Linked DNA regions of Homo sapiens: region 1 is linked to region 2. Evidence: chromatin loops called from intact Hi-C (ENCODE). Cell type or tissue: heart left ventricle. All regions are shown on one strand. Each heading gives the region's core, and the rest is flanking DNA. Links, peaks and the distances in the headings are about the cores only.

Region 1 (16,052 bases), core at 3,742-8,741, 500 kb before region 2:
ATTTGTTTTACCAACAAACTTTTAGTTGGTAAAACACTAACACAACAAACCTTTAGTCATTCAAACACTGAGCTGCATGTTTTACACAGAACAACTACCTTACTCCCCTTAACAATTCTATAAAACCCATTTTATAGATAGAGACTCAGAGAGGTTAAGTAACTTGTAAATGAAGGAACTAGTAATTGGAGAACTTGAAATTTAAATTTAGATCTACTGGCCTGAATGGGTGGCTCATGCCTGTAATCCCAGCATTTTGGGAGGCTAAGTGGGGTGGATTCCTTGAGCCCAAGAGTTTGAGACCAGCGTGGGTAACATGGCGAAACCTCATCTCTACTAAAAACATAAAAATTTGTCAGGCATGGTGGTGTGCACCTGTAGTCCCAGCTACTTGAGAGGCTGAGGTGGGAGAATCACCTGAACCTGGGAGGTCAAGGCTGCAGTGAGCCGAGATACAGCCACTACACTCCAGCCTCGGTGCTGGAGTAAGACCCTGTCTCAAAAATAAAATAAAATAAAATACATTTAGGTCTTTCATTTTAAAAGCCAAGGCTTCTTCATTAAGCATGGAACCTCACAAATGTGTTATGCATATGAAAACACGACCACTAAAGGAGGCGCTGAGGCTCTGATTTGAGCATAGCCAATCCCTCTAGCCACTAAGGGAATGAGAATATATGAAAACCACCTTCTTCCTCTTAGGGCAGTTACTGAACCTCTCTCTCCCCCATATTTCCTAGTTCTGTCTTTTTCCCACCACCCAAGATGTCTCATGAACTCCCACAACAGGCAAATTAGGGAACATCATTTTGAGAGTTCTCGCCAGGCAGGCCTCTGACACATCTCCTGGCTTTGAATATCCTCAAAACATTTCAAAAGAGAGGATTTTTAAAAGGAGGTTTAAAAAGAAGCAGACCTGGAGTTGCACAGAGGCAGTGAAGACATCCTTGAGGTCATTCTTTCTTTTTTCTACACTGATGTATTCTCTCCAGAGTGATAATAATCTTTTTTGAAATGCAGGTCTAAGACGGAAGGAATTTTTATCTGGAAGAGTAATATAAATTAGCTTTGACTGCCAGTTTCCACTGATTATTACTTTCCAGGCGGAATTCCTACAAATTCTTGAGGCATGACCTCCAATGAAAAAATAAAACCCCTTTAAAAACTCGTTGAGAAATTCCAGATAACTTTCACAAGAGACTTAATTTTAGAGCATTAACACAATCTTGGTTGGAAAGATAAAACTACAATGCAGTTATTTGGTAAAAGTCATTACTTCACAATGAAGTCATTGGAGATTATTTTACTGTGCTTATCTGCCCTCCCCCAGCTTTTTTTTTTTTTTTTTGTCTTTTAAACTTGGTTCCTTACCCCCAAAACTAATTTTATTATGCATTACTCAGTGCACTCTAGATTCACCCTTATAAAAGGATAAAGTGTTTCCACAGATAACCAATTGGAAGCAGCCAATGTGGGACTCAACCTACCAGGGCGAGCAAACACTGTTACCGGTTATTACATAGTAGTAATATGTACTATGTATTATCACATACATTTGGTTTTGGAAACCACGGGAAAGTTTAAAAAAAGAAGGTATCATATGAAATAACAGACTCAAAGAGATATCTGTGTTTTTTTGGAAGAGGTTTAGGTGTGGAGGAAGTGAGAGCATGAATACTGGTGTTTACCGAGAGCCTAATAGGTAACGGGGTGGTGTTGAGTCATCCCCATTGGACAGATGGGGAAAGTTCAAATCAGAAAGGTGAAGTGATTTGTCCAAGGACTTGCAACTTTTAAATAGTGGAGCGGCAGCAACTCGAGTCCAGGAATGTCTGACTGTAAAGTTGGTTCTCTTCCCACTGTAGAGTGTTGCCCTTTCATGAGCTGGCCTAAGTTTAGATGGGAAAACATGAAGACTGGAGCCACATGTGCAAAATATATCAATGGTTCAGAATGGCCTGAAGGGAAAATGTTATCACTACCTACCACTTGCCCTAAAATTTTCACTTACTTGAAGCTGACTAGTTTTTTCTTGAAGCTGATTTTTTTGGTTGTACATATATATGCACACACACATAGGTATGTATGAAGTGTTTCCTCAGATAACCAGTCGGAAGCAGCCAATGTGGGACTCAACCTACCAGGGTGAGCAAACACTGTTATAGGCTTGCTGAAATATATATATTTGAGACAGAGTCTCGCTCTGTCACCCAGGTTGGAGTGCAGTGGTACAATCACAGCTAACTGCACCCATAGTCTCCTGGGCTCAGGCTATCTTCCCATCCCACCTCAGCCTCTTGAGTAGCAGGGTCTACAGGCAAGTGCCACTATGCCCACCTAATATGTTTAGTTTTTGCAGGGACAAGGTATATCTATGTTCCCCAGGCTGGTCTCAAACTCCTTGGCTCAAGGGATCCTCCCACCTCGGCCTCCCAAAGTGATGGGATACAGGTGTGAGCCACTGTGCCTGGCCTATATTCAGTATTTGTATACAAATACAATCATAAGGAAAAGTATGGTTAAATTATTATCTTTTGGGGCATTTACATGAAGAAGCATGATTGTCTTGTGAAAATAATGGTTATTTTTAAATAGAATTTATCTTTCCTGTCAATTTTTAAAAATTTTTACTTATGGCCCATGAACAGGTGGAAAAGAGATTTATAAAAGAGGGAAAAAAGGGGGGACGCTTTGTGAACCTATGAGATTCTTTATCCTAACTTTTTTTTTTTTTTTTTTTTTTGAGATGGAGTCTCGCTCTGTCGCCCAGGCTGGAGTGCAGTGGCGCATTCTGGGCTCACTGCAAGCTCTGCCTCCTGGGTTCACGCCATTCTCCTGCCTCAGCCTCCTGAGTAGCTGGGACTACAGGCACCTGCCACCATGCCTGGCTAATTTTTTTGTATTTTTAGTAGAGACGGGGTTTCACTGTGTTAGCCAAGATGGTCTCAATCTCCTGACCTCGGGATCCGCCTGTCTCGGCCTCCCTAAGTGCTGGGATTACAGGAGTGAGCCACCGTGCCCGGCCTATCCTAACATTTCCTAATGTCCTGAGAGTTCAGAATTAGCCAGTGATGGAAATTATCTTTTAGATATTTCAAAGTTTGCTTCCTCTTTTCAAGAATATTTATATTTTCAGTAGTGGTGGCATGCACCTGCAGTCCCAGCTACTCAGGAGGCCTAGATGACAGGATCACTTAAGCCCAGGAATTCGAGACCAGCCTGGACAACATAGCAAGACTCCACCTCTAAAAAAAAAAAAGAATATTCATATTTTACTGGTTGGCATACATGAAATCAAAATGGGTTGTCTTTTCAATAACGATTCAACATTATTTATTCTTCAGCAGTAAAATTCCACAGCATGAATTACATTACATAAATCTACTCATTAAGCTTATTGGTTGAGCATCCTATTTATTCAAGGCAAAAGAGATACAAAATAAATAAACACATACTTTTCCCCAAGGTATTCACAGTAATCTAAGAAAACAGGTACAAAAAGACGTAATTATGGTACAGAATGGTGAAGCTCATGTCTGACATATAAACATGTGAGGGAGCATAATTGGGCTTTCCAAATTTCAAGCTATCTAGAAATAAGAACTATATAGAAGAAAAATTGTACTAGAATAAAAGGAATTTGTGATTATAGAGCATGGGAAAAATGTAAGTTTATTTGCAATTCTATTTAGACCATGCTTTTATTGTAAAATATTTTTCAATAAACCACAAAAAAATCCAAAGTAATTTTATTTGCATTATACCTCTTAATCTTGTAGTGTTTCTGAGACATGGAAAAAGACAAGTGCTTTTATTTCTAATTTATAAATAAATGTGTATCTTAACTTCAGTTACTCAATTGCCCCCCAGAAAATATAACATAACCCTATTCAATAAGATTCTTTAAAAATTTTACAACTCTGAAAAGCTCTTCTATACTCTCCTATTTTTAACTAACAGTTATTTTTAAATGTACATTTTAATTCTTTTTCTCATTTTTGATACCTGATATATTTTAAATGCCTCTCTTTTTTATCACTTGCAAAAAGTGGCCAGTAACTAATTCTCCCTTCTCAAATTCCTTTTTGATTTTACAATAGTTCATATTTGTTTTGAATTTTTTAAAAAATACATGATACAGATAAGCAAAAACAAAGAAAAGACAGAATGAAAAAGAGAGAGAGAGAGAGAACTGGGGGTAGGGGCTCTAATTAGAAAAAGGAACTTCTGGAACAAGCAAAAAGGGGTGTGCATAGCAAGGCAGCATTGCCAGCAGTGTTAAGGGTGCACATGCTTCCTGACTTTCTCCCTGTGATGATCCTATTATTCTACAATTCTTAAATGTAGGTCCATCTATTATACTTATTTCTTTCTACTTCATTTGTACTTACCTCAGCTCAGAGGTGCTTCAATAACTGTTAACTGATCTTGCTTCTATCTCTCTCCATCCATTCAGATTACATTGCCTAAATTAGTATTTTCCAAGAGTCACTCTTCTGGGCAAGTATTTTCATTACCTTCACTGGTCTTATAGTATAGAATACCACTCCAGGCCCTGAGCATATTCTAACAGTAAGTTAATTTCAGCCTTATTTTTCACTATTCCCCTCTCCACCCCTGCTTTCCACAGCCCAGAAGCTCCTTATGTTGGTGAGGTGTAGGAGGAGCACGGTCCTCAGAATGAAACTGATCTGGGTGCAAATCCTGGCTTCATCACTACAGAGAGGTTGTGAATCTAGGCAAGTTTCCATATCTCTCTGAGTCTCAATTTTTTTTCATTTATGGAATAAACATAATATTTTTCACCTTGCAGGAACGTGTGGAGGACACATGAGAAAGGTATCCAAACATACATTGCCTAGTGTGGGGCACACCTTAGGTTCTCATTAAGAGTTAGTTTCTTTTCTCTCCAGTCAGATTGTCCCTTTCCCTTTTTCACCTCCAATCTTTGTCTGGGATGCCCACTTTTTCACATCCTTCTATTCTTGATGTTTTTCTCCTCTTTGAAGATCTTCTAGGTCATTCCAGCTCACAGGAATTCCTCTGCTTCCTCTAAATGCCTAATGCATTACATGCATTAGCCATTCACCACTCGTTGGTGGGATCTTTGAGATCTTTCTTGATATGCTGTCATGTTTTATTATTATTCTCCTGTATACAGTCCTCCCTGCATTCCTGCTTTGTTTCACAAAATAGACTATGAGCTCACCAAAAATAGGTCTATTCACTCTGTATTCTCAGTACCTCACACATTTCCAGAAGTATAGAAAATGCTCCACTATCTCTTTATTGAATTGATTTTTATATTTTATTATCTTCCCTAGGTCTTCCCTTGAATCTTAAATCATGAAATATTAATAATTAATCAATCAATTCATTTATTTATTTGTGCGTTTGTTTTCAACAACAATGTATTGGATGTTTACAATGTTCCAGGCACTGATCTAGTTACTCAAGACATAGCTATAAACTAAATAGACAAGTTTTTTGCTTTCATGGATTATCTTATAGTCTAGTGGGTAATAAAAACAATACAAATGTAGATTAATAAATAATTTAAGAGTCATGACTACTCTGAGGGAAATAAAACCAGGTGACAGGAGAGCTAGTGACAGATAAGCAGGGTTGTGCCTGGGGCTTGGGAATCCCCAAGACATTTTGGCCATGGAGCAGATGATCTGCAGCAGGCAATTGGTTGTTTCTTGTCACCCAGTGTTACTGGTGGTTGGAGCTCATCTACTATGTGCAGATCATAGAACATGTGAGCTGTGAGAGAACTCAACAGTGATGAAGTCTAGCAATTCTCAAATACTATTTTATTGCCATATATTTATTCAAGTGAAATCTCATAGGGAAGCCCATAACTCCTGGATGTTTTCATAATTCCGCTGAAAACCTTTGGTCTGGCTTATGTTCTTTACTTTTACAAATGAGGAAACAAATACAAATGGCACATGGAGATGAATGGTCAAAAATTAGATGGCAGACAGGTGTGAATGACATCATAGGTATCTTATGATACCTGATTGGCTCGGGTGGCTACTATGTTTTTCTGTTTGAAGAAACAGTTCCCTTCAAAACAAGTTTCCAACCTAGGGATATGATTTATTGCTCCATTGCAATTTTTAACAGTATTACCCAATTATTTACATAACTTATTCCCTAACTAGTTCTAAATAGTTTTTAGTTGTTGCTTAAGACCAAAACAATTATCTAATAAATATTTACAATGATTTACAAACATAAAGATTGAAGATGTATGTCCCCTTTAGGCTCAGCTGTAAATTACCTTCTCTCTCTCTGATCCCTATAATCCTTTATACCTCCCATATGATATTTGCCAGATTTTACCTTGTAAAATTGCTGTCACAACCTTTTCTGACCCTATACATAAAACTGCAAAAGGTCTGAGACCAGGAAATCATATCTTAATATATTTGTGGTACCCACTAAAAACAGTGCCATGCATTTATAGTAGATGCTAAATAACAAATATTAAATAATTATCCAAGATGCTCAGTTTAATTCAAGCAGACAGAGTCACTGAAAAATTATTTTGAGCATTGATAACATCACTGGCATATGTGGGTAGCCTGCCAGGTGGCAGTCTTGCCAAGGAAAGCATTCATTTGAATGTGTAAGATCTGGTATGTCATCAAAAGCCATTCGTATGATTTCATCGTCATGGCATCTATTTAGTGAGTGACTCTTAGATTACTTAGAGCAGGATGCTAGGTGCTTTGGGTGGGATTCAGAAGAGGCATAAAATATAATCCATTCCTTTAACAAATTAGCAGTGAAGACTGGGAAACAAGAGTCCAAAAATATAAAGTCGTGTATAATTAAGTTCTAAATTGTGTAGTGAAAGTAAGTGAGGCAGAAGTCCAAGGAGTGATCACTAAATGGTGGCTGTGGAGGGTAGGAAAGGCACCAGACCCTAGATTGCCATGAAAACACATATTGAGATGCCAAGTCGTCTACACAGATCTCTGAGGGAATTAAAGGCTAGTCTACACAAGGTCATAGCACAATAAACGAGTCGCAGGAATGAAGAACAAAATTGGCTTTCATTTTTCCTATCGGCAAAGAGGCTTGGCTTGACACAGTACTGCAGGTTTCAAAAATTCCAGTGTCAGATATTGTTCCTAAAGGAGAAACATTCTGAGAACTTGTGAGAATGCAAATTTGTCCTTGCACAGGAGGACGTCAGCCAAAGAGTTCCCAGACATTACTCACTGGTTCGGCATATCCCTCAACCTACTAGGCTAAGTTGTGCCATGTCACTGAGGGGACCACAGTCTGTTCTTACATGGACTGTGGCTCAAGAAATTAGGAATGGGAAGGACCAGAATTTACAGTGTGGAGATGAAAGGTACAAGCCTTATAAGGAGAGATCACAAAAGAAAAATGTTAGACTATCTGGAATGCCAGGTGATGAGATATGACATGTAACATGGGTAGTTAACCCATCAGGAGCTCTAGACACAAATATACTCCCTTTCTTTCAGGGTGTAGAGTACTCTGTAATTGGTGTAGGAAGCATATAAGGTGCTGTTTTCATAAGTCTTTAGCCTGGATGGAAAGTTATGCAGAAGTTAGAAAAGAGACATACTGAAGAAAAAAACAGCCGAAGATGCCTCCCCCTCAAGACTATTCATTTATCTATAAAGGATGTTTTGGGGTCACAAAATTGGATGATACTTCCAAGGACTCCATAAAATTATTGTGAAGCCTATAATGGCTGATGTAAAACACTGAAATAACAGTGCATGTCTTAAACTGATGCACGCAACTTGATTGAACAGGATAATGGCACAATGGCAGAAAGTGATATTCAGGGCATTGGGTATCTGTTGAAAACCCTATCGTTTACAAACAGAAATTTGTTGACCACTTACTCTGTGTTGGGTGCTGTACCAGGTGCTGTGAGAATATGAAAGAAATACAAGGCTGATTCCTCTGCTGAGAGAAATCTAAAATTGGAGGGGAAATGAGGATCCATATATGTCCTTGGCAAAACAACCTCTTTCTTCCAACACCACCAGCTTCATCATCACTATCAACTCTGAACTACAATACTTCCATTTTGTTTATGCGGTATTTTATGATTTAACCCAGGAATGTTGACAGTATTCTCCCATTTCCAGATTAAAGATATTTCATTTGTCCAGGTTATCTCAGGTTACATGAAAAGTAATCTTATCTTTGACACTCTGAAAGTCTCAGCTACTACTAGCGTTTTCTAACAGACAATGAACTCCATACATGTAATTTAGTTCACATCAATCATACAGAACATATAAATATATACATATGAATGGTATCTTCTTGAGTGTAGACTTTGAGAGGCCAAGTCCAAAATACTTTTGGAAAATCTCTTTGGAAATTGTCTTCAACAAATGCATTGCATTCTCTGGTTTCCTAATGCTGTCAGATATGTAACTTGTAAACAATAAATTTTATAAGTAACCAAAGGTTATTGGGAGCTCTGATGGTTAATTTTGTGTCAATATGACTGAGCCACAGGGAGCCCAGGTATTTGGTTTATGATTATTCTAGTGTGTCTGTGAGTGAGTTTCTGGATGAGATTAACATTTGAATCAGTAGAATGAGTAAAGCACACTGCCATCCCTAATTTGGGTGGGTGTCATCCAATTAGTTGAAGACCTTAATAGAACATAAAGTCTAGTAAGAAAGAATTCCTTCTGCATATCAACATGGGACATAAGTTTTTTATATTTTTTTCCTTTGGACTTGAAGGAAAGCACTGGCTCTTCCTGGGTCTCCAGCCTATTAGACTTGGACTGGAGTTACACCATCACCTCTCCTAGGTCTTCAGCTTGCTTATGTAGATATTGGGGCTTGTCATCCTCCATAATTATGTGAGCCAAATCCTTAAGATATATAGGTAGGTAGGTAGACAGACAGATGCATAGATAGATAGATAGATAGATAGATAGATAGATAGATAGATAGATACATAGACAGATGCATAGATAGATATAGATAGATAGATAGATAGATAGATAGATAGATAGATAGACAGACAGACAGACAGACAGATAGATAGAGATAGAAAGTAAATCTCCTATTGGTCCTGTTTCTCCGGAAAACCCTTATTGATGCAGAGGCCAAACTCAATGAATACATTAGTTGATAAGCTGGTAATACAATTTTTGGCCACATGTATTCCAAATGATATATATACACATACATATATATATATATATATGTATATATATATATATAATCATCTCATCCCTTATTTTTCTTATAGGATCATAAACTGACTTTGAAAGTAACTTTAAAATGGGAATTCCAAATAGCTCTTGAGCAATGGAAGTATGTGGCAGAGAAAACTAGCTGGTCACAAATTCATTTCTTCTTTCTACTTAGAATGCAGCTTGACTGCGTTTCCCGACTGTCTTGCTTGTGACTGAGTCTTCACATATACCCCTTTTAGGTGTGGCTTATAACGATCTCCCACACAAGATTTCACACTCTTTTCTGTTCAGTGGTGACATTAGCCATGAATTGAAGATGGTGGAATGTGAGATGGTTTCTTCCAAACCCAAGTCCCTGCATCAACTAGAAGAGAGCTGATTAGGAATACTCATTTTGGATTTTATAGGACCAAAAAATAAATTTGCATTTTGTTAAGCCACTGAGATATGGGTAGTGTGGCTATTTTGTAACCTTAGTTGTTGATGGCTGAAATTGCCTAATTAATAAGCAGCATCATTAGAATTAGAGCAAAGTTGAGAACATTAGAGGACAAGATACATGTCAATAACATCTGATTTCATTGTTAATATTTGATATGGTTTGGCTCTGTGTCCCCACCCAAATCTCATCCTGAATTGTACTCCTATAATCCCCAAGTGTTGTGGGAGGGACACAATGGGAGATAGTTTGAATCATGGAGGCAGTTTTCCCCATACTCTTCTCATGGTAGTGAACAAGTCTCATGAGATCTGATGGTTTTATCAGCGGTTTCTGCTTTTGCTTCCTCCTTATTTTTTCTTGCCGCCGCCATGTAAGAAGTGCCTTTCACCTCCCACAATGATTCTGAGGCTCCCCAGCCATATGGAACTGTAAGTCCAATTAAACCTTTTTTCTTCCCAGTCTTGGGTATGTCTTTATCAGCAGCATGAAATCAGACAGGAAAATGTGAGAAAGTTTGGAACTTCCTAGAGACTTGTTGAATGGCTTTGACAAAAATACTGATAATGATATGGACAATGAAATCCAGGCTGAGGTGGTCTCAGATGGATATGAGGAACTTGTTGTGAACTGGAGCAAAGGTGATTCTTGTTATGTTTAATGAAGAGACTGGTGGCATTTGGCCCCTGCCCTAGAGATTTATGGAACTTTGAACTTGAGAGAGATGATTTAGGGTATCTAGTGGAAGAAATTTCTAAGCAGCAAAGCATTCAAGAGGTGACTTGGGTGCTGTTAAAGGCATTCAGTTTTAAAAGGGAAGCATAATATAAAAGTTTGGAAAATTTGCAGCCTGACAATGTGATAGAAAAGAAAATCCCATTTTATGAGAAGAAATTCAAGCTGGCTCCAGATATTTGCATAAGTAATGAGGAGCTGAATTTTAATCCCCAAGATAATGGGAAAAATGTCTCAGAGCATGTCAGAGACCTTTGCAACAGCCTCTCCCATCACAGACCCAGAGGTCTAGGAGGAAATAATGGTCTTGTTGGCAGGGCCGAGGGCCCCCATGCTGTGTGCAGTCTAGGGACTTGGTGCCCTGTGTCTCAGCTGCTCCAGCCATGGCTGGAAGGCGCCAACGTAGAGCTCGGTTTGAGGCTTCAGAGGGTGCAAGCCTCAAGCCATGGCAGCTTCCACATGATTTTGAGCCTGCAGGTGAACAGAAGTCAAGAATTGGGTTTTGGGAACCTTTGCCTAGATTTCAGAAGATGTATGGAAACACCTGGATGCCCAGGCAGAAGTTTGCTGCAGGAGTAGGGCTCTCACAGAGAACCTCTGCTAGAGCAGTACAGAAGGGAAATGAGGGGTTGGAGCCCCCACACAGAGTCCCTGCTGGGGCACTGCCTAGTAGAGCTGTGAGAAGAGAGCCAGCGTTCTCCAGACCCCAGAATGGTTGGTCTACCTGCAGCTTGCACTGCACACCTGGGAAAGCTGCAGATACTCAACATCAGCCTGTGAAACCAGCCAGGAGGGAGGCTACACGCTGCAAAGCCACAGGGGCGGAATTGCCCAAGACCATGGGAACCCACCTCTTGCATCAGCTGACCTGGATGTGAGACCTGGAGTCAAGGGCGATCATTTTGGAGCTTTCAAATTTGACTGCCCCACTGGATTTGAGACTTGCATGAGCCTTGCATGAGACTTTCATGAGCCCTTTGTTTTGCAAAACCCCTTTGTTATGGCCAGTTTCTCCCATCTGGAATGGCTGTATTTACCCAATACCTGTGTACCCCCATTGTATCTAGGAAGTAACTAGCTTGCTTTCCATTTTACAGGCTAGTAGGCAGAAGGGATTTGCCTTGTCTCTGATGAGACTTTGGACTGTGGACTTTTGGGTCAATGCTGAAATGAGTTAAGACTTTGGGGGACTGTTGGGAAGGCATAATTGGTTTTGAAATGTGAGGACATGAGATTTGGTGGGGCTGGGGCTGAATGATATGCTTTGTCTCTGTGTCCCCACCCATATCTCATCTTGAACTGTACTCCCATAATTCCCATGTGTTGTGGGAGGAACCCGGGGGAGAAAATTTGAATCATGGAGGAGGTGTCCCCCATACTCTTCTCGTGGTTGTGAATAAATCTCATGAGATCTGATGATTTCATCAGGGGTTTCTGCTTTTGCATCTTCCTCATTTTCTGTCGCCTTCACCATGTAAGAAATGCCTTTTGCCTTCTGCCATGATTCTGAGGCCTCCCCAGCCATGTGGAACTGTAAGTTCAATTAAACCTCTTTTTCTTCCCAGTCTCAGGTATGTCTTTATCAGCAGCATGAAAATGGACTAATACAATATTCATCTCAAGACACAGGACTTATATCTTAGCTTGTTAGAACCCAGTTACTACCATGTGTTGTCATGTCAGTGACTAGAAGTCACAGAAACCAAAATGGTAAGTGAGTTGGAATCCCAGTCTTAGTTTTGATCTACTTAAGTTGCCCTCATTGACACTGAACTGGTTACATTTCTTATTTAATGAAGATAAAATTTAGCATTTAAAAGGTAGTGATAGTGTGCTCTCTGGGAAATAATATTATTAGGGGTTGGAAGATCTGAGACTGAGCCTCAGCTTTGCTATTTACTGATGGAGTGAACACTCCAAGTCTGTTACCTCATCTATAAACCAAAGTGAGATTATAACACTCCTCCCTGTGTTGTTGAGAAGATCAAAGTGACACACACTGAAAGGGAGGGAATGTTTTTGACTGTTTTCAAGGTACAAAAACATTGTACCTATTTATGGGGGTGATGAATAATAAATCCAATAGTTTTTACTCCCTCATTTTCTCACATGCAGTCAGCCCTGCCTGCTCCCTATCTGAGGTCCCCATGGCTTTCCAAGAACCTGGGAACCTTAACTCACAAGAGCCCAGATTGGAATTTGTGGGTTTGAATAGCTGATTTGAGTTGGAAGACATGCCATAAGCAAGCACTCAAGTGTCCTGAAAGCAGGAACAAACAGATCAAAAGATCAAGGCCTGTGAGTAAAATAAACAAAATGGGAACGCTTTGAGGATGGTTGGAGCCTGCCCTTATCTCACTTTGTCTAAGCTTGGACTTCAAAGCACATTTTGTGACTCAGATCAACTAAAAGCAAAGGCCATGCTATGAATTATAGAGTAGGGGGGAAATGAAATAATGGCAGTCTTGAGAAAAAAGTGAAGTGAAATAAAATTTGTCTTCATGATTTTCATTTTTTCATGAGTGTATATCCCTTACCCCTATGGGAAAAACGAACAATACATGTAGGAAACTGGTTAAGAAAATGGATTTTGCTGCCAGAAAATCCTGAATTAGCATCTCAGTTCAACTACATGTTCTCTATCTTCTCTTGGAAAATTTAACTCTTAGTAGCCTCCAATTCCTTGGTAAAGTGAAAATAGTTCCACTGTCTAAGGATTGCTGAGAAGTAAGAAAAGTGTTGATGAAGGTGAAGCATTTAGCACAGTTCCTGGCTCATAGGGAGAGAGATTAAATATTCACTTTCATTGTCTTTGGCTTATCCATTCTATCATTTTGGTTTATCCATTCTACATTACCCACCCTGTAGTCTTATTCATCATATAAAATTATTGCAGAAAATGTTTTTTCCTTAGTTATCTAGTCTAAGAGTTTTTTTTTTTTTTCTTTCTCCCTGAGTCTGGACATGGAGTTTGTGCTTAACCACAACCTTTATCTTTCAGTCATGGAATGGAAAATAGGAAGTGAGAAATGCAATATATGTTCTTGAAGTTTAAAAATTGTGAGATGCAGCAATATCACCTGAAAAATGGTGAAGTGTGAACATGCATGGACTGTGTTGGATGCTGTAATCTACAGATTCCTGATTAGCAATCAATCTACTTTTCTGGAATGACATTTGTCAGCAGTATGAACATATTTGCTTGGAACTATGGAACAAATATTCTTGGTAGGAACAATATCAGCATTATTCCCCCCATACCAACACCAATCCCAATCTTTGATGTCATTTACACGTTGGCTTGCCTTCCCTTCTATGTTGTAGGTGTTTTTTTTTTTTTTAAGGTGGACACCATGTCTTTTTCATCTTTCTATCATTCTCTTTTCACAACCTAGCATGGTGTTTTGGATATAGTAGTTCCCTAATACAGATTTTAAACAAGATAAAAGGCTTAAATACATTTAATCTTTCTCATAGTTAAAGAAATGCATCATGATTATACCACCAGGACATCAGATATTAATGGTGAGAATTTGAATATACGCATAATCCAACAAACATTTCTTAAGCACTGATTTTGTACCTGGTGCTGTGCATTTTTTCTTTTCTATATTTCATGTAACTTTCTATTAAAATAGTGTTGGCTAAATACATAGAATGCTTTTAATAACAGGTTTCCTGCTGCTAACCAATAAAAATTTTTCACCAATAATATTTTGAATTCTATACATTAAAAATATATATTGTGTGATCCAGGAAACCCGTTGGAAGGTTACAGTGGAATCTTCTTATTTTTGTTTGAATTACTCTAATCATTCTGCTTTCTGAGCACTTGCCAAGCTGCTGTAAAAGGAAGAAGCTTGTGATGTGAAAGGAAAGAGGAAGAATGAATGCTGGTGCATTGGACAGTTTGGGAAAGGTGCTTTCCCAAGTTTGGTGCCTTGGGAAGTTGAGGAGAAGGACATATTGCAGGAGGAAGGAGGGCACTGGACTTCTGAGGAGAGCTGGGCAAGTGAGGGCTGCAGAGAGGTGGGAGAGGGTCAGGGGCTGTAGAGGAATGAGTGAGAGGACAGCTTGGATAAACTTCACTTTGAAATTTTGCCAGGGACCTCAAGTATTCCTTTCCCTGTTTCTTTAGATCAAGCACACCCTTTGTCCTAGGCTCTTTGTGCCTCCTTTCCTCCTCTCCCTCAAAACAAAACCAAAACACACATATCACATCATTTTTGGAGTTGAGGAGGTCTCAGTGAAGGCTGTGTCCAATGAGCAGCTGCATGAGGATACAGGCAGACCCCTGGGGAAACCACGCCAGGGAGCCCTTGGGGCTGGGAGTGCCCAGTAGAACCTGAGTATGGGAGAAAGATTTTCTTGGGGCACAGTTCATCGGCACAGCTTCAAGAGTACTATCATGAAAGAGAAGGCAACTAGGGGCTCTCTACCTCTTTCTTCTAAAGCATTTTTGTGGGCACCTTGTCTGTTTTTTCAGTGCTCCTCGGGATTTTTGTCCCAAATCTAACAACAGTCAAAGCATATGACTTCAGGTGGTATTGGGCTGAATTTGTACCTGAAGGCGATAGGCTGCGTTAGAGAAGGTAGCAGTTCCTCTTCTCCTGGTCTATTGGTGGGCCCTCCAGAGATGTAGAGAGGAAGCACTGAAGTGACAGCTTACTAACCAGAAGTCTTATCACTGTGACTACAACTACCGATAATAGTCCTTACAATGATTATGAATGATGATACTAATAATACAGTCACACTTCAATGATTCCTGTCTTCTAACATCTCTTTTTCTGTTTAGTATTATAGGTTATAGTATTGTAGGTTATTGTGACTATGCCTTATCTTGCCTGCCTATCTGTAAGTTTTTGGAAGGCAGATCTCGTTGTTCTGTCTCTTCATGTTTATAATCCTTTATATCATCCAGTGTAGAGCCATGTGCTGTGACCCTTGGGAAATGATAACATAGAACAAGTCATAAGTGAAAGAATGTGGGCTCTGGACAAGTGGAAAGGAGTTCACTGTCTACCGCCACTACTGAGTTGTGAGTCACCAACAACAAACTACTTAACGTCAGTGTACCATTTAGGATTATATTGGGTTTGTCTTAAACAAATAGTTTTATTTTTCTCATGTGACAAAAGCCACCTTTAAGGTTATAGCTTTTATCCTCATGTTGGTGACTTTGCACTCACAAGACAGCTGCTCCTCTTTCAGCAGCATACCCAAATTCCAGCAAGAAGGGGAAAGGCTGTGTGAAAATTTATTCAAAAATAAATTTTTATAGCATCTTACGTTTTCAGAGAGTTTTCTTTTTAAAAAAACTTTTTTTTTTTTTGAGATAGAGTTTCACTCTGTCACCCAGGCTGGAGTACAGTGATGAGAGGCATGATCTTGGCTCACTGCAACCTCCACATACTTCCGGGTTCATGTGATTCTCCTGCCTCAGCCTCCCAGATAGCTGGGATTACAGATGCCCACCACCACACTCAGTTAATTTTTGTACTTTTAGTAGAGACAGGGTTTCACCATGTTGGCCAGGCTGGTCTCCAACTCCTGACCTCAAGGGATCCACCCACCTCGGCCTCCCAAAGTGCTGGGATTACAGGCATGAGCCACCCACCCGGCCTTTAAACTTTTATTTTAGGTTCATGTGC
Region 2 (16,052 bases), core at 6,445-11,444:
AGAATGGAATATTTGTTACAATTGATGAACCTACATAGACACATCATTGTCACTTGAGGTCCATAGTTTGCATTAGGGTTCATTCTGGGTGTTTTCTATTCTACAGGTTTGGACAAATGTATAATGACATGCATCCACCAATATAGTATGATTCAGAGAGTTTCCACTGAATAAAATCTATTTTTATTAAGTTGGCATACAATAAATGAATTAAGCATCATAACAGCACAGTGTAGTGGGGAAAGCTGAGACTCTGGAGTCAAGCAAGCCAGGATTCATGCTCTGCTTCTATTACTTACATTGTTGTGGTTAAGGCAGGTTACTCTCTGAGATTCTGTTTTCTCCTCTGTAACATTAGAATGATTATACTTACATGAGTCAATAAGAATAAAATGAGAAAAAATGAAATAACAAAAGTTAACACACTTGGTACAATGTCATAATAAATAGCAGCTAGCTACTCCCATCCTTGATGTATATCCAACCATAACTGCGATCCCATCATTAACAGGTTCTGACATTTTTGACTTGTCTTCATTATTTTCTTGTTTATAATAAGTGGCAAACAATGTCAATAGCCAGCTCAGTTACCCATAATAGTTGCAATATTTAAGCAACACCAAAATAATATGTCAAATTATAAAGACAAATATCTCACACAAAATGGGAGAAAGAATTACTGGAAAGAAATGAGAGGTAAATTCATAACTTCCACAGTGCATTATCTGAGAGAAGAAAGTTTTGCTGTGATTTAAATCTTAATAGGTAATTTAAATATAGATGTATAACATTATAAAAGTGCATTTCATTGAGTTATAGAATTTCAGCATTGTTAAGTCCAAATCGTTATCAGATACATGAATATCATTAAAAATGCTTTTTACTTTAATTTACTCATTAGAGCACTTTTTGAAAAGGCTATTTAGGAATCCCTGAGTAAGCAAAATGGTCACAACCCAAGAATAAGAGGTTAGAAGTGATAAAGGGAGGTTATCTTCAGAGAATCCTCTCCATTTATAGGTACTAAGCTCTGAATGGGTACATAACACTATAATAAACCTTCAAAAGAGATGCGTTGGAAGAAACATACAAATTTAAATCTAGTAGTTGCTCACTAATGGGCCAAGGCAATTGGAGAGAGATGCTGTAATAAGAGATAAAGTTCAATCAGCTCCTTTAGTCCAGAATTTTTCAAAGCGTAATCCACAGTCCAACTGTACCTAAATCCTCTAGGGACAGAGAGTGATGGTGGTAGACACTGAAAATGCAATGTCTTAAACTCCATCCTAGAACTCTGAACAGAATCTTTGAAGATGGTTGTGAAATTAGCATTTCTCAAAGTCATTTTTAATAAATTCTGAATGTGAAACCAGACTTGAAATGTGAAAGGAAGTGAAAAGACAAAGCTGGATACTCATCATTGAAAAAGAGGCAAAGTAGATAATGTGCTAATGGAAAGAAAGAGGAAAAGGAAAATTCAGTCATCTTCATGTGATGTGTCATAACGTATCATTAAGAAAGCACCCATATGACTCATTCCCAACTAAACTGCATCTGAGAGAGTCTCACTCAAAATATTACCCTACTCTTCTAAAATGATTCCCAAAGTTTAGCCAAATTTAAAATGGAAGGCTGGAGGCAGGGAATATTTATTTTCTCTAATATATTGCTTTCACACTCAATGTCATATTTCTCTTAAGACTTGAAGGTCTTTAGAGAAAGAAAAGCCTAGTGGAAAACCAATATTGTTTTGTATTAATGCATCTTTCTAGAAAACAAATTAACTCACATTCAGTCACATAAAGATAAATTCTTCAGGAAAGATTGTCAAGAAATAATAGTAGGCTGGGCATGGTGACTCATGCCTGTAATCCTAGCACTTTGGAAGGCCAAGGCGGGTGGATCACTTGAGGCCAGGAGTTCAAGACAAGCCTGGACAAATGGCAAAACCCTGTCTCTACTAAAAATACAAAAAAACAATTAGCCAGGCATGGTGGCTAACACCTCTAATCCCAGCCACTCAGGAGGCTGAGGCAGAAGAATTGCTTGAACCTGGAATGCGGAGGTTGCAATGAGCTGAGACCACACCACTGCACTCCAGCCTGGGCGATAGAGGGAGATCCTACAAAAAAAAAAAAAAGAAAGAAAAAAAAAAGAAAGAGAAAGAGAGGGAAAGAGAGAAAGGAGAGAGAGAGGGAGGGAGGGAGGAAGGAAGGAAGGGAGGGAGGAGGGAGGGAGGGAGGGAGGGAGAGAGGATAATTGTTTAATATAAAATAATTTTCTTAAATTTCCAGAAAAAAGAATGAGCACTCTCTTCCAGTTCCTTGAGAGACATGGAAACTATGATGTATTTTCTTACCAAAGGGTAAGTTCCTCCTACTCATTTTATCCTAACAAAGCTCCCAAGGAGCTAACTTGAAAATGTTGTCACAAGTTAAAGTATTTTTAATTCAGACCGCACATGAAATGGAGTTTGTAATTTCATCTTGGTCATTAGATCATGTAATCTTATACTTTTCAATTGCCTCTTTGCGTTTTTCTTATTCCTACACCTTCATCTAAAGCCTAAACCACAAGCTGTCTACCTAACTACGGCTGAGGAGATCATTGCCCTAAAATAATGAGATAAAATTTGAGATATAGAAAGTATGACAGAATTCTAAGAAATTGGAGGTATAATATCTGCCTGAGGTAATCAAGAAAAATTTCATGAAGAGGAAGAATCCTGATAAAAAGTATACATTTCATATGTAAACACATGGACACAGGGAGGGGAACAACACACACTGGGGCCTGCTAGGGCGGGGAGTGCGCAGGGTGGGAGAGCATCAGGGAAATAGCTAATGCATGCTGGGCTGAATACCTAGATGATGGGTTGATAGGTGCAGCAAACCACTATGACACACATTTACCTTCGTAAAAAACCTGCACATCCCGCACGTGTATACCCCGGAACTTAAAATAAAGTGTAGATTTCAATGAAAAGAGATGACCAAAAAAGGATACTACAAAAAGAGAGAACAGGAATAGAAACATGAAAGTCAAAACTGAAGAACATAATTAGAGAAAGGCATCTCTCTCCTTCCACTTTCCCTCTACATATTTTATCATTCCCCTGATCTTATCTATTTGACTCTTTCAATGCTTCTCCAAACTTTGCTTTACATTAGATTCTCTGTATTATTATTCTAATTAATACTTTCAATACCTATCTCCACCTAGACTATTGTGACCATCTTCATAATGGTCTCTTCTATTCATTTTTTCATCTTTGTATTAATCTGATGCTTCATTTTACAGCTTAAAAAACAGGATTGGATTTCTTGGTGCCCACTGAATAAAGTCATAAATCTTTACTCTAATATTGAATGTCCCATTATGTCATTCTAGGCTTTGGTTTTATAATTTCCCTTAATGCAGATACATGGAGGTCATGAAATAAGCAAAGAAATCAAGTAACAAAAAGACTGAGATCCAATTAAAAAGCCATGAATGCTTAAAGCATGGTTCATGAGGATTTTCCAGTGGTCTGAGTGCTCATGATATTGAAAAAGAATGAATACTACAAATCTCATGGAGCTCAATTTTTTGAATATATGCCCATATGCAAATAAAATGTCCAAGTGGAGGTAAACTAGATGTTATAAATAATTATTTTTAGAAAACAGGATCATGAATGTTTTTTCTTTACATTTGTCTGTGTTTTCTAAATGTTATATTATAAGCCATACTACTTTTCTAATTGAAAGCATGCTCTAAAAAACATGTTCGGGAAAAAAAAAAAAAGAAAGAAAGAAAAAAAAGCCATGAATGACCTTTGAGAGCCCAGTGTCAACAGAAGCATAGAATGAGCCACAAACAGAATGAAAAAACTGAGGCATAAAGAGAAGCTGAAGAGGGAAAGCAGCTAGTGTAGATAATTCCTTGGGGAAATCAGGCATTAAAAGGAATAGTAATGATCAGACAGCATTCCACAGGAGTCAGGGGTGGCCAGGACCAGCTCCTTGGTGGTGGTCATGATAGATGCTGGTAGCGGTGTCAGCTGTTTGTGGTAAGTGGCATCAGGATAGAGGAGACTAGGTCCCCAGATCCCCTATCCAAAATCACAACAAAAAAGAGAGGCATTCGTTCAAAACCAGGGAAAATGAGCCTTTACCAAGACAACAATCTGCATAAAAATCTTGAAAACATTTATAAGAACCACTGCTTTGGGTAGAAAGTTTACTTCAGCATATTTTGGGAAAGGAGGCGGCAATATTAATTAAATATACACTTATTTATTTATTTGTTTATCCCCCAACTTGTCACAGAAGGAATCTAAGACAGCAACAAAGCACTGTGTGCTGGATAAAAGCCACCACATCCTGGAATATGAGCTAAACTCCCTTGGCCACCAGTTCTATAAGACCCAAGCAAATAGATCGTAAACAAAGAACTCAAAGCACCAAGCTCTTAAACAGAAGGAAATAAAACTATAGAGGGCCATGATGAGAAGGGGCAGGTCCCCCAAGTGTACCTGAGCGCTGAACTGGCTCCCGCCACATCAAAAGCAATGGCACGGCCCCTAATTCCAATTGCTGAAACATTTTAACAGCTGGGAATTAAAATAAGCTGTCAGCCAGCTCAAAAAGATTTTTTAATTCAAAATAAATCAGGCTAACAACCTGCAGATGTTTGGAAAGAAAATGTTTGGGTGACTCATTTTCAAAACCCAATTCCCTAACTTTGTCATTTCAGGGTTGCTGAATGGCTGCTACCTGCCCTTAGCTTCTAATCATGAGACAAATTGTTATCTGGCATCCTCATACTTACCATTGGTCTATTATGTTGATGAGCAGTCATGGATTCTGTCTGGTAAACTAAACTAAATTTGGGGTTCAAGAGATGAGACTTGCTCAGATTGTTAACTGTGTGATAGCACCCCTGCTTCTCCAGGGATTCCCTCACTCTCTGATAGCAGGTGTAGATAATCAGTTCTGCCCAGCAGTTTTTGTACTTAAGTTTGCATTAACGTTTTTACCAAATTCTTAGAATAAATAGAGATAATCTCAGTTATGTACTCACTGAGAGAACAAAATAAACACAAAGGGAGAAAACTGGGGAAAAGGAGATTAAAGGAAGAATTAGTAATACAACAGATTGAAGATTTATAGCCAGGCTGGGCACAGCAGCTCATGCCAGTAATCCCAGTGCTTTGGGAGGGCGAGACGGGAGGATCACTTGAGGCCAGAAGTTGGAGACCAGCCTGGGAAACATAGTGAGACCCGGTCTCTACCTAAAATAAAGTTTAAAAATTAGCCAGGCATGGTGGTGTGCACCTGTAGTCCCAACTACATAGGAGGCTAAGGTGGGAGGATCGCTTGAGCCCAGGAGTTCAAGGCTGCAGTGAGTTATGATTGCCCTACTGCACTCCAGCCTGAGCGATAGAGCAAGTGAGACTCTGTCTCAAAAGAGAGAGAGAAAAAAAAAAGATTAATGGCCAAAGATAAATCAGCATCTCAGAGCCTAGACCAAGGACAACCGTTAGAGGTGCCATACATCAGTGGACCATGAATGGAAGAAGAAAGGGTAAGCTTCAGCTTCTCCACCTGAGAGCCATCCAAGTCAATGAGGACTTGCATTCTTTCAGCTGATGAATATGAAAGAGACAAAAATAATACGTGCAGTGTTAATCTGGTTCTAAAATCTGGGGAGCTGTTGGCCCATCAAAATGATGAGGCAGAGGTATCAGATTACTGCTGGTGCAACTTGAGCCTTCTCACCCATTCATAGCCAGTAGATGGTTTTGCCCCTCCTACAAGTTCTTCCCCACCTTTACCTCCCATTAGCCTCAAGTTGCTGATGCTGGGAAGCCAACAATGGCCTCCATTTCTGCTTCTTTTGTGCATCCATAGGCCTTTCATGTTCTCCCAATGAGGGTCTCAAACACACTGAATACAAAAGTAATCTGTCTACAAGTTTGTCTCCCCCTTTTATCCTTGAAAGCAAGAGCTGTGTCTTACCATCTTTGTATCCTCAGCACCCATCATAGGACCTAACACAGAGTAAGCTATCAGAAACTGTTGGCTGAATTATTCAGTTAAGTTCATTAAAGAGAAAAACATTGTTTTGAAAGGGAGCAAACTCAAAAGTCTCAAAAATGTTCTTCAGTCATGAAGTCATTCCCAAAATTTGGTGACCTTTCCTCAACCAAAATGACCCCAAGACCAGAAGCTGAAACAATAATACAGCACCTTTGACTAGAGGCTATTGGATCAAACTAAGAATGAAAAGAAAGGTTTCTCAGAAACAATACACTTGACACTTGAACACAAGGGGTTAGGTGCACCAACGCCCCATGCAGTCAAAAATGCACAAATAACTTTTGACTCCTCAAAAACGTAATTACTGATAGCCTGTCCTGCACAGTTAAGGACTGTCTCACCAGAGTCAACATCCTTGACAAATGAAAAGCAATTGATGACCAAGATTGCATTTCTTTCCAGCAAGGATCTATGGCTAAAAGGACATAAACTGAGTTTGAATCTCTCCTACATCACAAAAAAAGTGGACTTCCACTAACCATGATCATGTCGAACTAAATTGTCAAAATCCAGTACCTTCCTATTTGTCTCCATTAGTTACTAGTTTTACCTGAAAAAGTCATATTATCTACTCAGTCAATAAACATCACTTAAACTCCTACTAGGTGCCAGGCAGCATGCCAGATAGAGGGATAGATGAATAGACATGATCTCTGCTCTCACAGAGCTTAAGCTGGTTCTTCCTAACTTACACCCTTTATTGGTAAACTTGGGCTCCTGATAGAAAGGGTTCTAATTAAGAATAAATGAGATAACATATGTTATGTGTCAAACATAGTACCTAGTAAATAATATAGGCTCATTAAATGAAATATACTATTATTATGATTAATCAAATGAGATAATGTCTAAGTTCTATGAGTTGTACAATGCAGTATAGTTGTTACCATTTCTACCATAGAGAAGTTTCAGAACAATTGTTAAAGTCAATATTTTTTCATTAATTTAAAATGCTGAACTTTACGTACATCTACATTTCAAATGTGGTACATCTACATTTCAAACAGTGCGTGCACAGTTTAGACCCTAGAAAATGTTGGTAAGCAGCCTCATCTCTGAACACCCCCCAAAGCACCCTACACACTAGCTACATCAAACAGCTTGCAATTGCTAATACAACAAGCTCATTCACCCTTGGCTCCAGTGGAATCTGTGCAGACTTAGGTTTTTTGGCACCATATTACATTTCTCTGTCTCCCTACCCAGAAGTCAGGTCATTGAGGACATGAAACTTGTTCTACCTTTGCTTTCTATACCTGCTGCCTTTTGCTCAGTTCCTAGGGTGTAGTAATGGTTTGGTGCATTAATGTTCATTATTTTAAATATAATGATTAAATGAATGATCAAGAAGGAACAAACGGACTATATTACTTCTGTTCTAACTATCTTCTTATATGTAAAATAAATCATGTTAGAAGCATAGTTCCTTATGTTCTCTATTTATCCAGAATTCAATAAGCACTTAATAGCATGATTAACTATTGTGTGCACATCCAGGTGCGAGGCCCTATGAGTGATATAGAAATGACATAGACAGTGCACACATTGTACACAGGTTTTTAAACTTTGAAGGCTAACAACATGACAGATCTATTATTCAAAACTATCATCTTATAAGTTATGAAACTAAAGTTCATTTATAGAGTTTGACTTGATCAAAAAACAATGACAAACATATATTATCTACTTACCATGTGCTAAACACTTTACATGTATTATCTCCTTTAATTCTCAAAGACACACTATAAAGTACTATTATCATCTCCATTTTACAGATGAGGAAACTTTTTTATTAGGAAGATTAAGTAACTTGCCCAAAACAAGACCGTATCAAAGAAGGCTGCAGCACCCCCCTACCCAATTCTCATGCTCTCTCACTGTGCTGACTAAACAACTGAAATGGTCCAAAAGCAACATGTGAGCAGAATTCCAAGCAGGAACACTGCTAACCTGGTATCCATCAACACAATCAAGAGACCCATGGGCCACGACAGACGACTGTCTCCTGTAGCTCATCAGAGGCAGGTCAATTCAGGGTGCATAACAGCTTGTAACTTCTCATCTCTCTTGTGGTTTATTAAATGTGATTCTGGTTACTTTAATATAAGGAAAAATGAAGGTGCTCTTTCTCTCTCCCTGCCCTCACCTCTGTCTCTTGGATGCAACAATAGAGACAGAAAGATGGGTGGGGCTACAGGTTCGGAATCAGAGACAATCCCCCAAGCCACACATTTGCTCACTTCACCAGAGAAAGACATCTCAGTGTCCATTATAAGTAACTGACTTACCTCTCCCCTCAGTGCCCCTGCCCCCCAGGAGCAATCAAAATCACGTGTCAAGAAATTAGACTCCTCCACGAGCCACTTCTGCCACCTAGTGTGAAGAGACCTAGACAGAATAATTTGAGTTGATAGAAGAAACACGATTTAACCTCCAAATTGCAAAAACATTTCCAATAAATACCGTTTACTTTCCCCAGACCATTTTATAAGCCACTAAACAAACGAGCATCTGTAGGTTAAATGCAGTAAATTAAGGCCATAATTATGAACCAGCCAAAGACTTTTTGACAAAAGAAGGTACCATGAGCTTAAGTTACAAAATATGTCATGCTTACATTAAGATCAAAATCAGGCTGGATGTGGTTTCTCATGCCTGTAATCCCAGCGCTTTGGGAGGCCAAAGCAGGAGGATTTCTTAAGCCCAGGAGTTCAAGGCTGCAGTGAACTGAGACTGCACCACTATGCTCCAGCCTGGGCAACAGAGCAAGACCCTATCTCTAAAAAAAAAAATTATTAATTAATTAATAAAAATAAAATTTTAAAAGCCAGTTTGATCTGAGATCAAAATCATAGGTACAAACTACTATAACTTTTAAATCAGCAGGAACTGATACAATGAGATTTTATATCTGCTATGAAATTGTTCCTCTTAAGAAACCACACTTTAGAAAAACCATATTTGAGACATGATAGAATCTTTATTTACTTGTTTGTTTTTGTTATTTTCCTGGTTTAAGAAAGACAATGTATGATGAAGGGCAATGTTTCAAAAGCTTTCTTACAGTAAATAAAGTAAGTTTCACACAGTTGCCCCTACATGCCTCTCAGTGTTGGCTAGAGACATACTACAATGGTGAAAGTCAGTGAATACATCTATGCAAGAGGCAAAATACATCCCAACACACAGCTTTCTGGTGGCGGGGCCTTTACTCAAAGTGAAAGTGACTTATAGAGAGCCTGCCTCTATCTCTCAGAAAAGCCTCAATACAAACTATTTCTCACGACATGGAAAATGAGTAGATCGACGAAATATCAATCTGTTAACTTCTGGAAAGATTTTGGAGTGAAGACATTCTATGATTCCAATAAAATACCCATTTTCTTCAATGAACAACCAAAAAATGGGTAAGGCAACGCTCCTCTAATGGAAATTGAAGAGTCAGTAAAGCCTGTGCTGGTGTGGATGGCCCAAAACAAAGAAATAGAGTTAGTAGAGTCACTCTTAAATCCCAGTTGAGTTGGAAGAGTTAAATTCTGAGGGTTGAAATTTGCAGCACTTGCTACCAGCCCAGTACCCACCCCCGACCAAATGCACACAAGCACACACATACAGGCAGAATGTATTGCAATCTTCATTTCTTAAATTATCTAGGGCAGGAAATATAGACTTTGGGGGAGAATTGCTGGAAACCAGAGGAGAAGTCACATCAGACTCACAGCCTGGCAAACCACTGGTGACTAGTTTGGGGAAAAGGAGTATAAGAACGCCTCTTCAGGCCGAGCAAAGGGAATCCAGTTACATCATAGGAGGGGGAAACCACTTCAAAGCCTAGATATTGGCAGCCTGAATCCTACAAAGGATTGAAATGAAATACTACCTAATTCACCAAGCCTGGAGCTACAAGTCAAACAACTTAATTCCTCCACAGAGCCTTGGTTAATGATCAAGATCCCAGTCTCTCCCTGACCCACTCAGCATTTTGAGTGTAGTTGGTCTTTATGTACGTGTTTCATTTTTTGGAAAGCTACATGAGATGATGGAAAGGCATAAAGTAAAGAGGTATTTTTATGAGAGGGAAAAAAGGCTTTTTTTTTCAGTTCTGCCACCTGTGAAGTTCTTTTAGAGCACTAACCTATAGACGTTGAGCTGCTAGAAGGGAAAGAGGCAAGATGTATGGGTCTGCACCAGAAAAATAGAATGGGCTTTAGGAATTTGGTTCTCAGCCTAGATTCCTAATCTAAACTGGTTATCTCGGACAATAGTTCTTCAGAAAATATCCTCCAAAAACAGAGGCTCATATCTCGAAACTGGGATTGTGCCAGGTAATACCTAAACTCCAGTTTAGCATCTTGTCTTAAAAGAGTCTATCTGGGCCAGGTGCGGTGGCTCATGCCTATAATCCCAGCATTTTGGAAGCCCAAGGCGGGTGGATCACCTGAGGTCAGGAGTTCAAGACCAGCCTGGCCAGCATGGCAAAACCCTGGCTCTACTAAAAATACAAAAATTAGCCAGGCATTGTGTCACGCACCTGTAATCCCAGCTACTCAGGAGGCTGAAGCAGAAGAATCGCTTGAACCCAGGAGGCAGAAGTTGCATTGAGCTGAGATCACACCACTGCACCCTAGCCTGGGCAACGGGGCAAGGCTCTGTCTAAAAAGTAAAAAATAAATTTAAAAAAAGAGTCTAACAATATCAAGGAAAGATGAGCACAGAAACTTACAAATGTTGTGCCACTGTGGTGTGACATGTCAATAGTGGGGGAAGTCATGGGTGTGTGAGGACAGGGGGTAAGTGGAAACAGTAGAATTTCTATCCAGTTTTGCTGTGAGCCTCAAACTACTCTTAAAAATAAAGTCTTAATATTTTAATGTTAAGAAGAGAAAAAACATACAGAAGTCCTACTCTGTATCGATCTAACATTCTATCTACTTCTCCTCTGTCCTCCTTTCATGTCTTCTTATCACCTCTTTGTCATTCCCATCTCCAGCTTGGAACAACTCTCCTGTTTTTTGACAATTGTTACAAGCCTCGTTCCATGCCCATCATGTAAAAGAAAATTCTTCTGTGAATCACATAGATTTGTAAAGCCCTCCCCTAGAGTCCACCATGTTTGGAGCCACCTGTCATGCACATTCATTTCTTAATTGTTCATGTGTTTGTTCTATTTCCAAGAAGATGATTAGTTCTTTGAAAGTATTATGTTTAATTATGTTTCAGGATTCTTCCAGCACCTACTTAGCCAAACAACATTGTAGATGCTCAGTAAATAGCTGTTGACTGACTTTAAGTTCTAGATAAACTGTTAAATTTAGCTTGAATTGGACCTCATGCATCTGAGGTCCTGGGAGGTGGCCAGGGTGGGGTATGCATAAGGAAATGGTTATTCCGTCTAAAACAGGAATGAGTTTACCATGACTTTTTATCATTTACCATGGCCTAAGCTGGAGATTTTTCTTGTCTCATGCTCAAAAGACTACAAATTATCTCACATATTTGAAAAAAAAAAAAAAAGGACTTTCTACACCATTTTCATCTAAAAATTTAGAACCATCAGCCAAGCTCAGCTCAAATAGCATATGCATGAAAGCAACTGGCAGAATTAGGACAGATAGAAGAAATCAGTGCCCAAACCAAGAAAGAAGGCTTTTCAAGGCAAGGCTCTGTGTCCTAGGAAGCCTGGGAATCTCAGAAGACACTGCCACTTGCTATGGGACAAAGATCTCTGCTCTGCAGAGAATTAGCTCTGCAGAAAAACTAACACGATTTAGAAGCCAGACTTGAATCGAGTCAGATCGTGCTTTATGGAGCAGAGCTAGCTGAGGCACAATTTTTCCAACAGGCAAAGTTGGCCCCGAGTTCCCTTGCAACTCCCGTCTGCACCTATCCTTCTTCTTCTAATCAAGCACCCTCCAGGTAGGTCTCCCTGCAGACTGATGGATTCCAGGGCTCCCAACGGGCCCCGCCCAGTCCTGCTTTGCTTAATGATCACTCACATTCTCTAACTCTCATTCCAAATGCTCAGTTTGTGAAATATTCCACCCCCCCACCATTTATAAGCAATCTGATAAACTCTCTGAACTGTGAAACTTCTGAGCAAAAGGGTTACATAGAGATTATTTCATCTCAGTCCCTTAGACCAAACCAAGGCCACAGAGCTGGCGTGATTTGCTCTAGGACCCCACAGTGAAGTAGTAGCCAACTGGGACCACCCTGAAGCCTCATGATTGGCTAACCATTGCACCATTGCTCTTCCTGCCACACCATTCAGTAACAGTCAACAAATATTCACTGAGCATGAACTACATGCCAAACCCTCTGCTAAACTGAAAAATTGGGATCATCAAGACGTGAGACTAATTGAACCTCAATATTGTTCATCAAATCATTTATTCATTCAATAAGAATTAAGTGAATATATGCTGTGTTATAGATTCTGCTTAAACACTCATCCCAGAAATAGCTGAAATTAAATCATTGCAATGGCATTGTACTGTATCCACTTAACTAACCTTGAGCTAAGATTCCCAACACTCCCTCCTACAGTTGGTGCAGGTTAGGGTTAACCTCAAGAGAAGTTTGCCTGAGATTCAGAGGGCAAAAGTGAAGTAGCAGCCATTATGTTCTGAAGGTGGATGTAGGTACCAGTGGCTGTTGTAGCAAATCTGTGGGATCACCCTGTCAGTGTAAGCCTGCAGCCAAACCTGCAGCTGTACCAGCCGCCACCGCATTTCCTGCTTCAGGTTCTGCATATCAGGTTTGGAGGTGGTAGGGGATGGTCGTAGGTTCCAGATTGTCCTCTCAGTTGTGTTTGTTCTTTGTCTTCTGTGCTATTTCATGCCCAGCTTATTATTCCCCAGCTGCCAGCTCTGCAGAGGTACAGCAACTTCAGGTTCGCCATCAGACCAGACAAAAGGATAACAGTCTTCCTTAGACTTCTTCACCAGCTCCCACAGTTGCATGAGATCGAATAATAAACCCCCTATTCCATGTCACTCATACTGGATCTCTATTTCTGATTGAACGTTGATACAGAAAAATACCCTTTTAAATATTCTTTAATTTAGCCTTTCTGAAACATGAGTAATGCATGAACTCATTTAAAAAAAAAAAACCTTGTAATTTCCTAGTGTTTACTTAAATTATTATTATCATGACCTTACCTAAACAGGTACATATATTAATCAAAACATGTAACTATAAATGAAAATAAACTTTATAAATAAAATTCACATCAGTTACACTAATTTAATGTTCCTGATAATGTCATTGTGCTGAAATGAAGTCATGAATGAATCCGCAGTACAGGTTCTTTTGCTATCCCAAGCCTGTAGCACTGGGCACTATGTGGTGTCTGAATACTCCAGGTCCTTTTCTATGTTTGAATTACTGCAAAGCCTTCTCTCACACAGCTTTCTGGGATGTCATTTGGCTCACTTGGTGCAAACACATCACGCAGTTATCAACTGAAACTCTAGGCTCCCTAGTAAATATTAAAAAGTTAACTTTACCAGAGCCCAGGTCTTCTTGTTCAATCCCTCCCTCTCCCTCACATTGCTCTCTGGAGACCCCACCCTGTCCAGGCGTAGCTGGATTCCTCATCCTGGCAGCTAAGTCTATCTTTCCCAAGAGAACAAGGCATTCAGCCTCCTACGCACAAGAGTTGCTGGCCAAGAGAAAGCCGATTCGTTATTGGAGATGAGAGAGCAACACACCCAACCCTGCCATATGTTGGAAAATCCAATAAAAGAGTAAATAATATCTTTCCTGATTCTTTGTAATAATCAGAATAACCAATGGCCACCATCACTGTGTAACTTCCAGTTATCTGGAAATTGCAGCCTGCAAGAGCTAGCCCTGGTAAGCTCCACATTCACACTAAGAAGCCTGCGATAGGTGTGAAAACCTCAGCACATCTACTGGGTCCCCTTTCCTGCCTGGAAAGCCACAGGGCATCTAAAGGCATGTCAGCCATACAAGGCACTGTGAGGCTGCTCTGAAGTTGTATTTAACCTCCATGCACCTCTGCAATCATACTGTCCTAGCAGAGACATTTGCAAAGCCTCAGACACACAATACATTTGTGATAATGGCCATTTCCAAAGGCTGGCTTACTTGTTGCATTTCTATATGTGGAATGTGATTAAAACTTGTGCTTAAATCTCATTCTTTTCTTCCTTTGTTTCCCTTGGCTCAAATGATCATCAGCGAAGCAGTAAAGCAGTTTATGGGACTCCGCCACCTCCCAAGATAAAATTATAAATCAGAGCTAATTTGTTCAGATGCATTAATGGATGATTGACTCATAATGAGTTAGAATGTGGGAAGGGCAGCATCAGACCTTGGTGACACACCAAGCCACCCTGGTTGGTTCTATTCTCACGCCCAAGGGAGGACACTACAGGACTGGGGCTCCCAAAGCTGCGTTGTTAGATCCTCCAACCAAATAAGAATGATTGTTTCCCTGAAAAATCTGCTGCCATTCTTGGGATGTTCAGGCACCTCCTGTAAGGCTCATCCTCACTGTGGAAAGTTATTGAATGTGGTGAAGTCAATTACAAAAAAGAAGGATGATCACAGTCAATAACAGCTGACATGTCCCTCATGTGCCAGGCATTACCCTTGATCTTTAGCCAACTGTCTCCTATTTCGTATTCATTTTTCAAATAAACAGCTGGGGCTTAGGAAGGTGAGGCACCTTGCCTGCCCTCCTAGGTAGGTAAGTGAGGAAGCTGGCTCACTCTAACCCCAAAGCCCCACTCTTGACCACTAACTGCACCATTCTTCACTGAGCACAGTGAGTTTGCACAGTTCCACGCTTCTCTGGCATTTTTGAATCCTATGAGAACTTTAAATCCCTTTCACCTGCTCATTTCTAATTAAATGAAAAACAAGCCTCCTTGTGTATATATTTTTATATTTCTTTGGAAACATCTTTTTTACATTTACAGCCAAGAGTGGTCTGAGCCCCAGTATGTGCCAAATGAGATATGTCTTCTCTTCCCTTTGTACATCATGCTAACATTTGCTTATTTCAGTAAGTGCAATGACTAATCATGTGGCTCTTATGCTTACTCTTTCATACTGGGAGTTTTAGCCAAAATATTATTTAACCTGTAATCCTGAGAGCAGGGACCACATCCTCCCTAATGCCTATCTTGATTCTTGGAACAAAAACCTGTATAAACGAATAAAGGAAGGGAGGGAGCAAAAAAGAAGGGAGAGAAATGCTTAGAATTCCACAGTTCCTTGAACGCCAGGTATAAAGATACACAGTAGCTGCCCTGCAAGAGCTCTAGTCAAATGAGGGAAGCAGACTTGGAAACAAATAATAAGAACACAACCAGAGAAAGACTATCAGGTCAGTGCAGAGTAGTATGAGAGCAAGGATGAGGGGATCTGGAAGGTTTCTCAGCGGAGTGACATTTGGCATTGAAGAAAGCGTGGCATTAGGCGTTGGAACCAACCCCTGGGAAAAGTTGGAAGGAAGACAGGCAGGTGCTTGATGGGCAATACCCATTTCTACAGAGGAGAAAAAGATTCAGAGAGGTCAGCCGACTAGCCAAAGATTGCAGCTTATAAATCTTGGACCTAGCAGTCTGCTGCTCTCCTCTGGATGGTCTGACTAGCAAGCTGGTCACTTAATACATGCCCCTCTATTGTTCTTGAGAGTTGCCAGGTTTTGCAGATCATCTGATGATTTGGCCTCTAGGTGAACAAAGAGGAGTTTGTTTCCGTGGCGGGTCCTCTTCTCATTCTTTAGACTCTCTTGCCCTCTTGTGGTTATGCAGAGCTACAGCCACCTGAGCTGTCTTCATACATCAGAGAGAAAACATCTAATAATGAGTGCTGGATTGCAGCCCGATCCCTTCCCAGTTCCAAAACAACACAAAACAACTCTTGAGCCAAGAATCTTTTAAAAATATTTATCAAAGAATACACTCATGGTTTTAAATGATCATGCATATT

Evidence for each region. A loop is a pair of places that touch in the nucleus more often than their neighbours do. Peaks named below come from ENCODE experiments on the same cell type or tissue, not always from the same donor. Only the 100,000 strongest peaks of a DNase experiment are listed, where the experiment ranks them.
Region 1: it touches region 2 in a loop (6-fold over the local background); 8 of 110 quality-filtered maps call a loop at or near these places.

The regions. Positions count from the first base shown.
Region 1 is chr1:219,297,810-219,313,861 of GRCh38, forward strand. It overlaps a transcript of LYPLAL1 not described here. Among named protein-coding and RNA genes, the nearest start is that of LYPLAL1, 130 kb to the left of the region's middle. In heart left ventricle, for the core only: a CTCF peak has its summit at 6,643; no DNase peak of the experiment used is centred there; H3K4me3 peaks cover 460 bases; H3K27ac peaks cover 2,076 bases.
Region 2 is chr1:219,796,953-219,813,004 of GRCh38, forward strand. LOC105372926 (a long non-coding RNA gene) reads right to left here. Exons shown (of 6, transcript XR_001738473.2): 3 at 300-346. Among named protein-coding and RNA genes, the nearest start is that of SLC30A10, 120 kb to the right of the region's middle. In heart left ventricle, for the core only: CTCF peaks have their summits at 8,470 (motif pointing left) and 8,671; no DNase peak of the experiment used is centred there.